Regions from separate parts of the Homo sapiens genome. Here region 1 is linked to region 2. Evidence: read pairs that join two places in POLR2A ChIA-PET (ENCODE). Cell type or tissue: Panc1. All regions are shown on one strand. Links, peaks and the distances in the headings refer to the core of each region. The heading gives the core; the rest is flanking DNA.

Region 1 (8,329 bases), core at 313-8,312, 87 kb after region 2:
GATGGAGCACCTGTTCCTCAGCAGCTGTGTTCTGGGTTCGGGGGTCCTGTCGTGAGAGATGCCATGTGCAGCATTGAATATCTTCATACAAAAGAATGTATGTCAATCCATAATGGTCCAAGACATGCATCACGCTAATAGGGGAGCCTCTCGCTTAGGAGAGGGTTGAGCTGGTGCAGGCTGGCCTTGAGATGTGTGTCGGGAGACTGGTTCTCTCAGGGATGGTGTTCTTCCTGAACACGATCTTCCCTGTTCTGACCGCCAGCAGCTCCAGCCCACACTGTCCAGAACAAGATACCTCCTTTCCACAGGAACGAGACACACTTCCACAGCAGCAGGAAGAATGCCTGTTCTGGTGCAGTCTGATTTTCAAGCAGTTTGTTCTTCTACAGAGAAAATAGCCTAGAAGGTGAGAGGCAGGCCTGGCTGCAGATGTCTAGATGTGCCAAGGCCCCTTGCCAGTGGTCAGCAGGCTGTAGCGCTGGCCTGAGCTTGTAGTTAGTGGGGACTGTGGTTGGGGAAGCCGAAGGAAGCTTGAAGCTAGGTGGTGACGTTGAAGATAAATGTCCCGTGTGTTGAGTGAGGAAGGGACAACTCTGAGGTTGGGGCGTGTTGGTGACATAAAAAGTTTAACTGAGCTTCCTAAATGGGAGGCATTCTGTATTTGGCTGTGGCTTGATGGAATTGCAGTTACCCTTGTGGCGTGGGAATCAGCCTCGGGACCATTAGGATATTATGATACAGTCCCTTGGTGCCACTGATTGGCGGTGTCAAACTCATCTGTCAAAAAATGAAATCGATCAGCCAGGAAGGATGCTGGTGTTGAGGCTGACATACCTTTTGAGCATAATAACTACTGTGGCTTCCGGTGCTTTGACAAAACCTCAGATACATGGCCTTCTGGCTGAGCATCTGTGATTTCATATTGTTGGCGCATTTGTTATTTCCCTGGGGGTTGCAACCCTCTGTAACTTTGCTGTGGCTGAACTAAAAAAGAAGGCATACACGGATTCTACAGAAATTATGATTCTATGAAAGATTTTGAGGAGATGAGGTATCTTTCAGAGTGCAAAGTGATTTTGGAATATAAAGTATTCCTTTGGGAAGAATTACCTAGAGATTTGTCACTGACCTGTGTTCTTGAACTATAAAACATGAATATGTGGCTTAAGAAATAGTTTTTCTTAAGGCTGGGCACAGTGGCTCATGCCTGTAATCCCAGAATTTTGGGAGGCCAAGGTGGGCAGATCACTTGAGGCCAGAAGTTCAAGACCAGCCTGACCAACATGGTGAAACCCTGTCTCTACTAAAAATACAAAAATTAGCCAGATGTGGTGGTGTGCACCTGTAGTCCCAGCTACTCGGGAGGCTGAGGCGTGAGAATTGCTTGAACCCGGGAGGTGGATGTTGCAGTGAGCGGAGATCATAGCATTGCACTCCAGCCTGGGTAACAGAGTGAGACTCTGTCTCAAAATAAAAATAAAAATAAATAGTTTCTCTTGACAAATAAACAACAAATTTTTAAAAATGAAATCACCTTTGTTTTGAAAAATTGAAACTTACCTCATGACCATTGCCTGATTCCTGAGTCCTGCTCCTCTCTGAATATGAAGTTGCGGAGTCTTTTTAAATTCATGAACAGATATCCGTGATCTTTTCTCACCTTCAGGGAGGTTCAAGGCTCCCTAATCTCTACTCCATCCCAATCATGAACACTTCCACCCTCACTCAGTCCCTTCCCCCTCACCATTCATGACCCTCTCCTTCTTCCCTCCCTGCCCCTTCCCCCTCTGTAAGTCTCTCTCGCCCAGGTGTAGGATAAGAAAGTGTTTTGCAACCTGTTTGGTAGTTTTTTAAAAGTTGAAAGTTTAATGATTTGTTGTTGTTTTTTTTGAGTGGGACCAGAGTGTCCCAGCCTTAAATGGCTCTTTTGAAATGACAGTATGGAAGAAACACAACATTGAAAATGGGGACCTTTGAGATCTCTGCTGTCTGGGCCTGGCTCTGCCACCACTTCCTTGTGTGAGGGTGTATCTGGCCTTTCCCTTTCATGGGCCTCTGTTTCTCATTGACCATAGAAGGGATTTAGGTCCCTCATTTGAGTGAGTCTCTTCATTTCTGCATGCCAGTTGGCTTGTTGCTGTGACAGTGACTCCAAAGCTCATCTTCAGGCTTCTGCTTCTGAAGTTCATGAGTCTGACACTGGATGGCTGTACTTGGGTTCCACAGTTGTGAAATGGGGAAATAAGAGAAGCAGGATGACTGCTTGTTTTTGATGGATTTTACGAAGAGCATAACAGAGTAAGAGTAACAGGTGAGCAGGGCCTTCCCAGCCTCACGCAGTGCCTAGAATAGTGCTCATAAGTGACTGATTAAGTGAAGGAACATAAGGTGATTCTATGAGTTTTGTGCAAAGCAATCAAAAAGCCTCAAGGAGGCAAAGTCCCTTTGGCCTCTCATTAAGCACTACTTTATCCCAGTAACCCGAAGGTGCTCAGAAGGGGAAAGGAAAGGAGAGAGGTAGAGTGCAGCTGTGGCTCTGGGAGCCTGGAGTCCTGCAGGTGTGAGAGGCTTGCTGTATGCTTCTCCTGCCCCGAAGCTGAGCATCCCAACCTCCACACCCTTTGCTGTGAGCCTTTTTTTTTTTCAGAGATAGAGTCTTGCTCTGTCGCCAGGCTGGAGTGCAGTGGCACGATCTTGGCTCACTGCAACCTCTGCCTCCCGGGTCCAAGTGATTCCCGTGCCTCAACCTCCCGAGTAGCTGGGACTACAGGTGTGCACCACCACACCCGGCTAATTTTTTATATTTTAGAGATGGGGTTTCACCATGTTGGCCAGGATAGTCTCAATCTCCTAACCTCGTGATCCATCCGCATCGGCTTCCCAAAGTTTTGGGATTACAGGCGTGAGCCACCGCTCCCGGCCTTTTTTTTTTTTTTTTTTTTTTTTTTTTTTTTTTACAACAGACCAGACTTCAGGGGCATGCTGCAAATATCTAGCAGTTGCTGCTGCATTTGTGTTGCAGCTGCCCTAGGGCTGAGCCCTTAGTCTCAACTCAGTGGTCTGCAAGCTGCCTGTGTATTCTTTGGACTGGCTGGAGCCAAGGTAAACCAAGAGGGGGCCCCAGGTCTGCCCTCTGGCTGAGACTCTTGGCTGTTCCTGCATCCATACACTCTGCTTAGAATGTCATAAAAGGATTAGAGAAATCCCTAGGACACTGTTCTGTTCCCAGGGCTGAAAGAGGATTCCTGGAATACCAGAGGCCTCAAGGTATGATTACATTTCAATCCCCATGCAAAATTGTAGAATGTCATACCATCCAGTTTCTCTGTCAATATTAGTTCTATTGTTTGCAATCTGAGAATGGGAGCCAATCTATGGCCTCTCCAGTGCCTGCTTTTGGCAAGAGAGACCATCAAGAGACTGAATGACCAGTCACTGCATGTTTTCTACCTAGAATGATAGGAAACTGGTCCCTTGATGTACTGTCTTCAGGAGGGACATTGGGCTGGCTGATCTGAGCTGGAAATTGATCTTTTATCTTTCTGAACTGGCGCAAGTGAAGAGATGACAGTAGATGTGTCAGGGAAGCGGGGAGCTGCCATCCTAAAAGGAGTAGTTCCCTGCAGCCTGGAGAGGCCAGGGTAGAATATTTCCCAAGAAAATCATGAAGAGGACAGAGAGGATTGGGGAGGCTTTATTGTGTTGGTGACGATCTGTGAATTATAATCAAGGCATGTTGATGGACAAGTCCTTAGCATGTGTTGCCTAACAGTTTATTCCTTCCACCTAACTTAATGGAGGCCCACTCTGTGCTCGCCACAATACAAAGATGTATTGCATTGATACAAAGACGAATCAGCTTTAGTGATTCTCATGGGAGTTGTACTTATAGTAGATTAGCAGGTGCATGGACATGATGTAAGTGGATGGCGCCTCCTTGCACCCTCCCTTGTTATGACCACTGTGAGGTCCTTCTCAACTATGTCTGCAAAAAGTGCCTGCTTTGTCTGTTCTCCTGGGGAACAGAAATGCTGATGTTTCACTAGGCGTTGTTCCTAGGTGAGTATTCTGGATGGTGGTGGTGGAGCCTATAAACCAAAACATGTCTGAAAGAGTTCTCAATCAATTTAGAGGTTCATTTTGCCAAGGTTGAGGATGAGCCCAGGAAAAAGAGATAAAGGCTACAGTAGACTCTGTGGCCTGTGCTTTTTCCAAAGAGGGTTTTGAGAACTTCAGTATTTAAAGGCAGGAGAGTGGGAAGGAGCAAAAAGAGGGACACTCAATAGTGCATTCGGCTCCTGCTCAGTAAATCTTGTATTTTACATAAGATAAAGTAAACATAGAGTAGAGGAAGAAGAAGTCAGATCTGCATTTGTCTTGAGGTGGGCAGAGGGATGATTTCTAGTCTTGTCTTTGTCCCTTACCTGTGAAGATACATTGTCAGGGTGAGAGAGGCTACCTGGGGAGATAGGTGACCTTCTCTCTTGCAGCAATCTGTTTAGGAACAAAGAGAAAGCAGCTTTTGCATGACAAAGTTCACTCTTTCTTTTGGCATAGTGAGTTGAGGGTCCCAAGATTTTACTTTCCTTTCACAAACCAAATTGTGACATGGCTGTGAGAGGATGGTTTCTTGTATCTTGTATCTTCTTGAGGATTAATCTAAATCATTTGTGTAAGAGAAGGAGGTAGACTGGGAATCAGGACTTCAGCTTCTATGCATGGCTCTGACACTCATCTCTTAGTAGGATTTTGAACCCTGACTTGCTTATTGCTTCAGTTCCTCTTGTTCAATGGAAAGGTTGGGTTGCCTGATATATCATATATATACATATATGATAGATACATATTAACATATATATAAATCACAATATTCTTTGGAACAGGAACTCTGAAAGATGCAAATATAGGAATAAAGGGGTTTTGTTTGAGAAAGCTTGCAAGATGTTAGGTCAAACAAAACAATTAAATAGTGTTCTTCTTATTGCAGAACTTTTTAGGGCCTTTAATAGACTACTATGGGGAATTTCCAAAAGAGGGTACAATATGCAGTGATTCTCAAACTTAGTTGACCATAGAATACTTGTGTTGGGGAGAAGCTTATGAAATTAATATTCCTTGGAATTCTACTTTGGGAATTGTAAGGGTAGACCAGCGATGTTCAAATGGTGGCGATTTTGCCCTCGAGGGGACGTTTGGCCATGTTGGGAGACATTTTAGTTGTCACAATTAAGGATGGGGGTGGAATGGAGGAGAATAGCTACTGGATAGATGCCAGGGATGCTGCCAAACCTCCTGCAATATACAGGACAGCCTCCCACAACAAAAAGTTTATCCATCTAGCCAAAGTGACAATTGTGCTGAGGTTGAGAAACCCTGAACTTAAAACCCCCTTCTGTTCCTGGCTCTAACACTTGGGGGATTAGGTGGTTTGGTGACCCTTCCGAACTTGGCATACCAGTTCACCCTCAGGCATCTTTGGCTCTTGAACTGTATATTATTCTCTAGAAGGCAGGAGAGGTGAGGCCTTTCATACTCATCCCTGCAGACCTGCACATTTCTGGCACCAGACCCATATATCTATATATCTATATATTCATTTACCACAGCCCAGCATTCCTGGCAGCCTGAGAGCTGGTGGCTAGTTGAGAAGAACATTTAGTCTCCCTTTCCTGGGTCTTGTTTCCACCCCTAGTGGCCAAGCTGGGGCAGCTCGCTTTGCTCTGTGGTCTGACAAACTTGGATTTCAAAACCCACTGCCTGCCAGGAGCAGTTCCCGCAGACAGAGCTCAGATTCCAAGAAGACTATCTGGCTCTTAGAGATCCATCATCTTTATGAAGTTTTAAAATCACAGATGGTTTTTATGGATATTCAAGGTATTCCAGCCTTTCATGTTTTCTCTTCATCCCTCTTTCTTCCCCAATCACACATTTTTCTCCAGTAACCAAAACACAATAGGTAATGGAAATTCCATTACAGGCTGACCCACAGAGACTGCATGGGACCAATGCAATTATGTCTGGAGCAAAGCACTGTCATGACTAATTAGCCTCTCACATAAATGAATTTTCCTATGGATAACTTCAGAAAAATCAGCCTGCAAAACACACTCCTTATTAGTTTTCCTTCCTTCTCTGGGCTTCGGAGTTAGGCTTTCCCTAAGGATTCTCTCCACCACTGGGCCACGTGAACAGTCTAGCCCATGGTGGAAATCCATTTTCTGCTTGCTCTTCACCCCCTCAGTCCTGTGCTTAGTTTCATTAGAGACTAAGTCTCATCAGAGACCTCGTTATTTTTAGGGTGATGAGCTATTTATTGAGCAACTTGCTTCTCTCTTGGAAGGCAACATAGGCAGTGATGAGCAGGGGCTCTGTCACCCCAGCTCTGCACTGACAGTAACTTTGGGGGAACCTTGGAGAAGCCACATTGGGACCTCCTGGTTTTGTCTTCCCACCTGTAGAGAGGGGCATTGTCCTTGATCTAGAGATATCAGCTGTGATTGAATGAGTGTAATTCACGGAGCAGACTTTATTGGCCACTGAATTTAGAAGGGATTATAAAACACATCTTCCTTCAAAAGGATGCTTAGAGCTGGGCATGGTGGCTCACACCTGTAATCCCAGCACTTTGGGAGGCCGAGGCAGGTGGATTACAAGGTCAGGAGATCAAGACCATCCTGGCCAACATGGTGAAACCCTGTCTCTACTAAAAATACAAAAATTAGCCAGGCGTGGTGGCATGCACCTGTAGTCCCAGCTACTCGGGAAGCTGAGGCAGGAGAATTGCTTGAACGTGGGAGGTGGAGGTTGCAGCAGTGAGCCGAGATCATGCCACTGCACTCCAGCCTGGGTGACAGAGCGAGACTCCATCTCAATAAATAAATAAATAAATAAATAAATAAATAAATAAATAAATAAATGAATGGATGGATGCTCAGGATTGGATGACTTATTGGGCAAAAGCCTGGGCCCTTGCTTAATTGGTTCAGACATTTGTTGAGTGTTACCTATGTGCTAGGAAGTACTGCTATTTCTTCTGAAGGTTGTAGAATCTCTAAATATAGAGACAAAAAGAGAGGGGAGGGAAGGCCCTTGTGAGGTGTTAGCAAAGACCTCCCACCACCACTGACTGGCACTGATTCAGTATCTGTATCTGGGTGCTGTGCCAAGTCATCTCCACATCTCAGCTAACACCCTCTGTGGTGCATATTGATAGTGCCCCCTTCCAGGGGAGGGCACTGAAGCTCACAGAGGTTAAGAACCCGTCCAATAACATCTGAGTTAGTAACTAGCAGAGGTGAGATTTGAGCTCAGTTCTATCATACTCTAAAGCAAGCCTCTTCACTCTGTGTCTGCTGTGAGCATTGTTTTGAATGGGTCCTTGATTCCCAGCCTGTATTGACTTTCCACTGCCTGGGTGCTCCAGCCAGGCTCAGGGCTCTGGGGAATATATAAGTGACCATCTGGGCTGGGACAGCACCATGATGCTGATGTGCACCAGGAAGGGCTGCCTTTGGGAAGAATTGCTGTGCACTGCACTCAGAAATTGCATGTGCTAGATGTTGGAGCTGAACTCCCCTAAGAGGAATTTTCTAAGTGGATTATGAAATCAATTTAGTGAGTTGTAATCAATGTTAAAAAATACAGGATATCAAAGTACATTCCATGTAATAGTGTAGGTATTGTTTCATGAATCCTGTGTTGCAATTACTTGTATAGTAGGTATGTGTGGGTCACGATGTAAAATGTATTTCTTACTTTGGGTCCAGGTCACAAGTTGGAAAGCGTGGCCCTGGAAGGAGGTGGGGCATGCAGCAGTGCTGCAGAGGGAGGTGTGCAGGCTTTGCCCTTTAAGGCTCTGCTGGGGATGCCTTGAAGAAGGCAGAGGGCACAGCAAGTCCTGGCAAGTGGGTCAGCAAACTCACTCTGACTGGCTCTATGAAGTGCTGCAGGGGCTTCAGAGATGTTATAGGGGAGGCCCCTACCATTTGTCAAGAAAGTGGGAGAGAGACTAGCTCTGCTCCGCAAGACAAGAGACTATAATAGTCAACATCTACAAGAATAATAACAGCAGCACACTGTATCCATCTTTAACTAACACGAACTCTAGCGCAGACTGTCTGGATTTATATCCCAGCTCAACCTCTTATAACTGTGTGACCTCGAGTCGTTCACCTAACCCCTCATGCCTATTTTCCTCATCCGTAAAATGGGCATAATAATAGTACATACTACATAAACTTGTTGTGAGGATTCAATGAGTTACTATTTAGGGAGTGCTCAGAACCATACCCAGTAGACAGTCATCATATATACATGTCTGTTATAT
Region 2 (8,329 bases), core at 140-8,139:
GTCCTGTGGCTTCTTAAAGGTTGCTTTCAGATGAGGGTGACACAAAGGTGTCCCCCTGTCCTGGACATGATTTAGAACCCTATCCACAGAGAACATGCCAAATTTTATGCACCTCAGGGCCTTTGCACATGCTGTTTTCTTTGGCTGGAATCACTGTTCTCCCTGCTTTGTGTGTTATGGTTCTTTCTCATCTGTCACACTTAGTTTAAAGCTGCCTCCTGCAGAGGCTGACACGTCGTAGCAGTTGCTCCATGAAAGTGTTGAGTAAATGGATGAAGAATAAAGCTCTTGGCCTTTCAGGGAATAACTATAATGAGAAATTTGGAAGATCTTTCTGCAGCTGAGCCTTTGGAATTTTGATGTCTTCCAAAAGCTGGGGTTGTTAGGAGAAGAGGTACCAAAGTGGGGCTTCATCTGTAAAGACCCAGCTGGAGCTCTTGTTCACGCCTTTCCCTGAGGCTGGAAGGTCTCTTGGATGTCACAGGCTGCCTCTTTAAAATGGAGACAGTGGTGGACTTTCCTCTCTGTTGAGGATGGGAATGAGGATGAGGGAGCAGGCTTGGGGTGAGCCTACCATCCAGGGGCAGTGAACTTTATATGGCGTGGGATGACCAGTGGCCTCCCCTGGGGTGGCTGCTGGATATTGGCTGATGGATGGTAGAGGAAACACTATTCTCATCTCAATTCCTGGATTGGTGTGGGGGCCAAATGAGATCCCATCATTCCTAATTAAGATGTAGTTACATTAATGATAAAGACAACAATGGCAGCTAATACTTAGAGAGTGCTGCTACCTGCTGGTCACTGTGCCAAGCCCTTTAGTGTGCCTTATCCTTGAGTCCTCACCAGCCCCTATGTGCAGGAACCTGCTGAGATGAAGTGACTTGCCCGGGCCACACACCTGGTAAAGTTGGAAACCAACTGGAGCCAGCCCCAGACCTCACATTGCATACCCCAGACCTCACACTGGATACCCTCACACTGCACACCCTCACACTGCATACCCTCACACCACATATCCCAGACCTCACACTGCACACCCCAGACCTCACACTGCATACCCTCACACTGCATACCCCAGACCTCACACTGCACACCCTCACACTGCATACCCCAGCCCTCACACTGCATATGCCAGACCTCACACTGCACACCCTCACACTGCATACCCCGGACCTCACACTGCACACCCTCACACTGCATACTCCAGACCTCACACTGCACACCCTCACACTGCACACCCTCACACTGCACACCCTCACACTGCATACCCCAGCCCTCACACTGCATATGCCAGACCTCACACTGCACACCCTCACACTGCATACCCCAGACCTCACACTGCATACCCTCACGCTGCATACTGCACACCTCACACTGCATACCCTCACACTGCACTGCATACTGCAGACCTCATGTATACCCTCACACTGCATACTCTCACACTGCATACCCTCAAACAAGGCCCTTTTCTGACTGTCACTTGCACCAAACAGAATGCAGAAGTTTTCTAACTTGAACCTTTGAAAATTTTTTCTGTTCTGTGTTTCACGAAGGGATGTGTTAATTGTTGAGGTAATTGCAGAGTTCCCTGGCTTTATAATCACTCATGTTATTTATTGTTCTTGTTATTATTAGTAAAAGCCATAGTAATTCAGCCTTTGGGTTGGAATGGCAGCAGGAGCCAGCTGAGTGACCTTGGCCGTGATATTAATACTCTTTACAGTCTTCCCTCGATTATCCAGGCTAATGGAAAGAGAACCAGTGCCCGCAAATAATCATAAAACAAAAAAAAAATCAATTATCTTCTCAGTGGAGTGTTGACTGACACGTGGGTCCTACGCCTTTTATGAGGCTGGCCTTCAAACACAGCTGCATCTTTGGTGATATTTCAGAAAGCGTGAGGTGGGAAATAATCCCTGTTTTGCAAGTCAAGGATGGAGAAGGAGCCTTTCATCTCTGGATAGAGATGGTGTGTGGATATCACCAGCTGCCAATGGAGGGGTCAGTGCTGTTATTCTCTTTCCTAAAGCAACTCGGGGGTGATGGAGAAGGTTGCCTTAATCCCCTCTGAGCATTTCACTGGCTGATGTGGACTCATGGAAAATGTCAGCGTGCTGGCCCAGGCCAGGCGGGCTGAAGCCAGTGTGTCTTACAGCTCTGTGGAGCAGACGTGGTGTGTGGCTTGAATGGAAAGGTCATAAAGGCCTGGGACAAGTGAGTGGACGGAGCCAATGGCACTGTCTGGTAACACTATATGGAAGATGAAATTGTAGTGTGGAGCTGAGAGGTGCAGGGCTGGGGAAAGAGACCTCAGCATTTTCCATGATTAACTTTCTAATAGTAACCATGCGTGGACAGTGGGTGCTGGGCAGCAGGGAGACAGTCTTCTCCAAGCGTGCATTCATACAGTGCAGGCGGCTTCCCACTATCTTTGGGTTTTCTCCATTTTGTCTGAGGCAGGGATCAGAACATAGACCTATTGTCTTTGATGGCAAAGTGAGGAGGCAGCCAACTTCATGTCCTCCTAATTGACTCATTTCCTCCCCGCTGGAGTCCCCAAAGCATAGGTGACCAAGAGCTCCCTCTCAGCTCTAAGTCATGAAGAAACGGATGCTTAGAGAGGTTACCCAGAAGCTGGGGACAGAGCTGGCACCACACCCAGGCCTCCTCCCTTCCAGTCCTGTGCTTGGGCAGGCAGCCTGTGGGCTTCTTCCTTCGGCCCTGTCCCCTTCCCTCAGTACTAACACGTGCTCCTAGATTTCTGAGCAGCCCCTAGAGAGAAGTGACGGATTCATACTAGAGTGTTCATGACTTCATGTATCACTTGCCTGAGAGTATTTTTAAATGGATGCTGGGGGAGGGCATTGCTTAACCCAAAGGAACAAGAAGTGGACTATGAAATTTCAGTCCCAGGGCCTGCCATGTGTTGGCCTGTTCTGGGTGCTGAAGATATAGTGGTCAGCAAGACACACATCCTCTCTCCTTTGAGACCTCATATTTCACTGGGGGAGGCAGAAACATAGTAAATAAATAATAAACTAACTTCAGATAATGAGAACTGGTTTTAGAATATGAAACAGGCTAAGGGGATAGTGATGTGAGTGCAATGGGGAACCTGTTTTATGTAGTTGGCCAGGGAGGGTCTTTCTAAGGAAGTGGCCAATGAGTGGAACAAGATCAACTTGCCTGGAAAAGGAAACTATGGGGGATCTTTGAGGGAACAGTACTTCAGGTGTGTGGAACAGCAGCTGTGAAGCCTCTGGGGAGGGAACGAGGCTGGCTGCTGGAGAGTTTCCTTGGCTACCCTGATTAACGGCCCCTCTTCCTGCCTCCCTTCCCTATTTTATTATTTTCTCTGGGGCATTTGTCACCATCTTATATTTGTCTTAACACACCTTATATTTCTCTTATCAGTTTGGCTTATCGCCTGTTTCCTCAACTACAATGTCTGTTGCATGGAGGCAGTACTTTACCTGTGTTTTTCAGTTCTACACCCTAGGAATGTGCCTGGGAAATAGTGGTGCTTGATACCTCCTTGTTGAATGGGGAAATGAACAAATGCATGGACTCAGCAAGCAAGGCAGACGGTGGGAGGAGATGTGACCAGGAAGATGGGCAGGAGTCGGAGGGGGAGAGGCTGAGAACACGGGCCCTTCAGTGTCTGTGTCCTTGTCTCACTGCTGCTGGGAGGGGCTGGCAGAAACTGGCCTTCTTGCCCCATGAGCCCCAACTCAGCAGAACCACCCAGCAGGTCTTAGCATCCCCAGCCTGGCTGCTCCCAGTGGATGCAATGCTCATTAACCATGGAGCTGGTAATAACACGCCCATGTCCTGCACTGCACTGGTGCCTCAAATCTATGTGTTCAGCCTTGGTGTAAAATCACTAGGAGCCAGGGACAGAGGGATTCCAGGGACCCCACGCCCAGGGGGCCTGAGAGGCTCATCCTTCGTGTCAGCTTGTGTTTTCCAGGGGTGGTTTTGCCTGCCCGGTTACTGCTGTGGAATTGCCTCTGGCCCATTTATGGTGGAGGCCTGGGTTCCGGTGACACTGCTTTCTTTCTGTACACCTTGAATGAGGTCAGGCAGCTCTTCATAGAGGGAGGAACTCTTCCTGGAGTGCCAAGGGTAGGGTCTGCCTAGTCCCAGTCTCTCCAGCCTGAGTTTGCATCAGGGAGAAAAAGCACCAGCACCTTTTTCACCAATGCGCCCTTCCCCACATTCACACACGCATGTTCACATGCATGCACATGTATGCAGGCCGGCTTCCCCTCACCTTTTGTTTTTTTTTTTTTTGTAAAAAACACACATCCCTATGTCCACAAACACCCTCACCCTCACTTCCTCCCTCATCCACAGACACCTGTTCCCCAGTGATGCACATTTGCTCACACACCTGCAGCTGCTCACACATGCCTGCATGAGAGGCCCTCTCCACCCTTCAGTCTCCCGTACACCGGCAGGTGCCCACCCCACACCAGCCGCTCACACAGGCACCCCCGTTTTAGCCTCTTACACTTGCACAGGGGGCCCTTCACCTGCTTTGCAGCACCGGAGCCGGAGCCCAGACACATGATGAGGCATGAGAAGTGGAAAGTTCTGCAGGTGCTCTGCCCACCGTGCAAAGGAGGAGGCAGAGGTCCAGCTGCCTCTCAGCATATAGAGGCTCAGAGGCCTTTGCAGCATGCAGAGCTTTTGGAACGTATCTTACTTTCTCATTCTTAAATTCATTCGGGTAACCACTGTTTACTGTGCACCTACCATGGGTCAGGCGCTGTCCTCTGCACCGGGCATACTGCAGAAAACGAAGCAGATGCAGGCCCTGCCCTCATTGGGTTAGGTCTAGTAGTGGAGACAGACCACAGACAGGACAAATAGGGAAACAGGAGAAGCCAGGTGGCCATAAGTGCACAAGCACAAATGAAACAGGGAATGGGAAAAAATAGTGCTATGGAGGGTGCATGGAGAGAAAGCTCTTTGTTAAGGGGAGTTTGGAGCAGATTTCAGGAAAGGGCCATGTTGCAGGCAGAAGGAAGAGCAAGTGTGGCCAAGACCCAGGAAGGATGGGAGGAGGGTGGCTGTGGCGGGGCGGAGTAGGGGGGTGGGCTGTGGGTACTCTACATGATGGGGATTTCTTAAACATCTGTCAGACCCAAGAGACTGTGATCCTCTGAAGCCCCTGGATATGTCAAATTCATCTCAGTGGCCTTATGCACCCTTCGCATGCACCTGGTATAGGCCAGTGCTCAGAAAACATTTGCTCCTGGAGAAGTTGCTGGTTCAGTTCTGTGTGGAGCTGCTCTGTGTTCCAAGATCTGCGCTGGCTGCAGGGATAACAGGGATGGAAGAGAACCAGCCCTTCTCTTGAGGAGCTCCCTGCTAGTGAGGGTCAATCAAGTGCCTGGAAGTTGTGTGTGGGCATGCAGAGTGCATGATATGCCAGGTGCCGGGAAGCCTCCCAGCCCAGGGGCTGGAGGGAGGGGCACTGCTTAGTGGGCAGCTCTTTGGAGGAGCTGATGCTTGAACAGAGTCTTCAGGAAGGAGAGGAGTTAGCCCTGGGTGGGGAGGCAGAGAAGGAAAGAGACACTGAAAGCCGAGGGGTGAACCACAAATATTTGGGAAATGGCACCAGCAAGGTGTACAGCAGGGGTTTCCAAAGAGTTCCTGATTCCCTCCTCAAAGTGATGGGAGCCACACTTCCTGGCTTATCAGTTGGTCCTTGCCCTCTGGCTGGTGCTGTGTGTCTGAGAGGCAGCCTAGGAAGACCTCTCTGGGGAGAAGCAGAGAAAGATAGCGACCTCTGAACGTGCTCCCCAGAATTCAGTCACCCCATCCTACCTATGAGAGGGGACAAACTGGCAGTCTACAGGTGTGTTTGGTTTAGCCCATGTGGCTTCATTGTTTTTTAATTTTTTTTTTCATCAATTGCCTATATTTACAAAGGAGATTTTGGATAAAAATCTGGATTGCTAGCTGTTTTTGAAAAAATAAAAGATTGAAAATGTACCTTTGTGTGCCTGTGTCCCCTCATGGTGATGATTGGTTTGGGCAGAGCCATTGCACGCTCTCCTTTCCCCCCCATCCCCCGGTGCTGAATGCAGCACCCCTCACTCACCGTAACAGGCTGGCTCCTGTAGACACATGACCTTGGATCCTTTTTTGGATTAAGGAAGCAAACATGTAGGATTGTGCTTCTGCAAATTCTCAGAGATGGCTTTTGAGCCCTTAAGCTCTTCTGGGGCATTCTCATTTCTCAACTAGAGCTAGCGGGTGAGAGCCCTCTCTCTGTTTTCATCTGCTGCAGGACAGCTGGACTTCACTGTATCTCATAAAGAAAAGGAGGTGGGGTGGGCAGGGCCCTAGGCTGTATTACTGGAAAAAAAACAAAAAAAAACAAAACAGGCAGTAGCTCCTGGTTTCTGTAAAAATGGTGTCTAGACGTGAGTGAAGAGGCAGAAGGTCAGAGGGGATTTGGAAATCTCAAAGGCTGAGCACAGAGCGCCCACAGGTGCAAGGAGAAAGTACAGGGCCAGGGCCAGAGATTTCCTTTCTCTTGTTCCTCAGCTTATTCTTACCCTATTCCACCCACCCTGCCACTGCCAGGTGCTCAGCGAGTCTTTATTGAAAGAGAGATTATTAATATGGTGAAATGTCTGAGATGGTTCTCTCTCCGCATACCCAGTAATACAGGGTCCCTTTGGCTTGTGGGAGTCACATGTGGCCATTTTCAGTAGTTGGGAAGCCTGGGGGCCAGCTGGGAGTTGTCACTGCGTTGGGAATCTGCCTCCTGGGCCTTTTTATTAAGGCGTGGAGTTGTGTGCTGTTCTCTTACCTCTGGTCCCTGCTTGGAGGAAGAGGCTGAACTTGTACCACCTGGGCAAGCCAGTTTGCTGTGACCACACATGGATTAGGTGCCAGATGACCACCTGGGGAATGTGCCAGTCAGGCAGCCAGGATGCAAAGTGATTCGCTTCCCCCTTGCCAGTATTTTCTAGGGCGTGGTGTTTGCCCGCATCTTCTGGTGAGGCCTGGCTATCTCTGAGGGGCAGACCAGCACACCTGTGGGTGCAGCAGCTCACAGGAGTCTGTTGGGCGGCACTGCCAGGCCCTCGGGACCCTGAGTAAGGTCTGACGCATCAGGGCAGGCAGAGGGGAGGCCACATTTCGCCTGCCACTGATGTTAGCGGGGAGGCCCCAGACCCAGGTGCCAGGCGGGCAAATTGATTTTTCAGCCTGCGAAACTTCTAAAGATAGGCACGGGTGGTGCTCTGTGCTGGCACTGGGAGTGACAGGCCATCTGTGAGTCACAGTCCCGCCCGCTGGAGGAGTGCAGGTCCTGGGCAGGCAGCACTGCGGTGAGAGGGGCCCAGATGCAGGAGGGGAGGGCTAATGCAATGAGCTTGAGTCAGCCCTGCTTGCCAGGCCAGGATCCTCCTCCCAGGCCGGCACCAAGGAGAGTGTTCTACTGCCTGGCTCCAGGAAAACTGCTGCTGCCTGTAATTTATGCAGTTTCTATGGCTGAGTGGAGCAGACATGGCCTGAATGGATCATTGGAGTGGTTTGTGCTTCCCTCGCCCTGTGGCCTCACATATTTAACAAAATTGGTTGCTTGGTTTATTTCTTGAATCATCACTTGAAATCTCTCAGCTTCATTCTGAATTCCTCATCCCTCTTCTCCCCTTGTTTCCTATTTTCTTTGAATTATTTGGCTGGCTCTTTTTGATATTTGTGACATTATCTTACATTTATGCAGCACTTTACAGTTTGCAAAGCTCTTTCACATACATTATCCAGGCAACACATATTTACTAAGCTCCAAGGCCTTGGAATAAGTGCTAGGCTCCCGGGAGGCAGCAGTGCATTCGATAGCTACGGTGGCTGCTCTCAGGGAGACAGTGATAAGCTACTGCTAACTTGTAGGAAGACAATAGCGTGAGATGATGCTGAGGGTTTCTTTGTGATGGATGGGAAAAGCCTCTCCGAGGAGAAGACATTTGAACTCAGAGGAAGCCAGCCAGGAGGAAATTTGGGGGAAGAGCGTTCCACGTAGTAGCACCAGCTAGTGCAAAGGCCTGGTGGCAAGGATTAGCTTGCTTGTTTCTGAAACAGCAAAAACGCCACTCTGAGTGGAGTTTAGGGCATGAGGTGGTGATGGTGGGGGTGGGGGAAATGCTGGGTAGGGGGAGGCTGGCAGGGGCCGTTTTTCAGGGCTTTGTTGGCCATGGTGAGGAGCTTGGATTTCCTTCTCAGTATTAGGTGACATATTGGAGGAATTTAGGCAGCCACGCGTGTGATCTGGTTAACACTGGTGAAGTTCACTCTTGTAACA

The links. Peaks named below come from ENCODE experiments on the same cell type or tissue, not always from the same donor. Only the 100,000 strongest peaks of a DNase experiment are listed, where the experiment ranks them.
Region 1: POLR2A ChIA-PET joins it to region 2 with 15 read pairs; 2 of 35 experiments call an interaction of 5 or more read pairs at or near these places.

What each region holds. Positions count from the first base shown.
Region 1 is chr10:77,426,312-77,434,640 of GRCh38, reverse strand. The region is part of intron 1 of KCNMA1 (potassium calcium-activated channel subfamily M alpha 1); the gene reads left to right. It also overlaps the pseudogene COX6CP15. Among named protein-coding and RNA genes, the nearest start is that of KCNMA1-AS3, 80 kb to the right of the region's middle. In Panc1, for the core only: CTCF peaks have their summits at 3,724, 3,931, 5,504 and 5,710; no DNase peak of the experiment used is centred there.
Region 2 is chr10:77,512,964-77,521,292 of GRCh38, reverse strand. The region is part of intron 1 of KCNMA1 (potassium calcium-activated channel subfamily M alpha 1); the gene reads left to right. LOC124902464 (a long non-coding RNA gene) reads left to right here. Exons shown (of 2, transcript XR_007062205.1): 2 at 1-4,296. Among named protein-coding and RNA genes, the nearest start is that of KCNMA1, 120 kb to the left of the region's middle. In Panc1, for the core only: no CTCF peak of the experiment used is centred there; a DNase peak (open chromatin) is centred at 7,332; H3K4me3 peaks cover 1,184 bases; H3K27ac peaks cover 4,334 bases.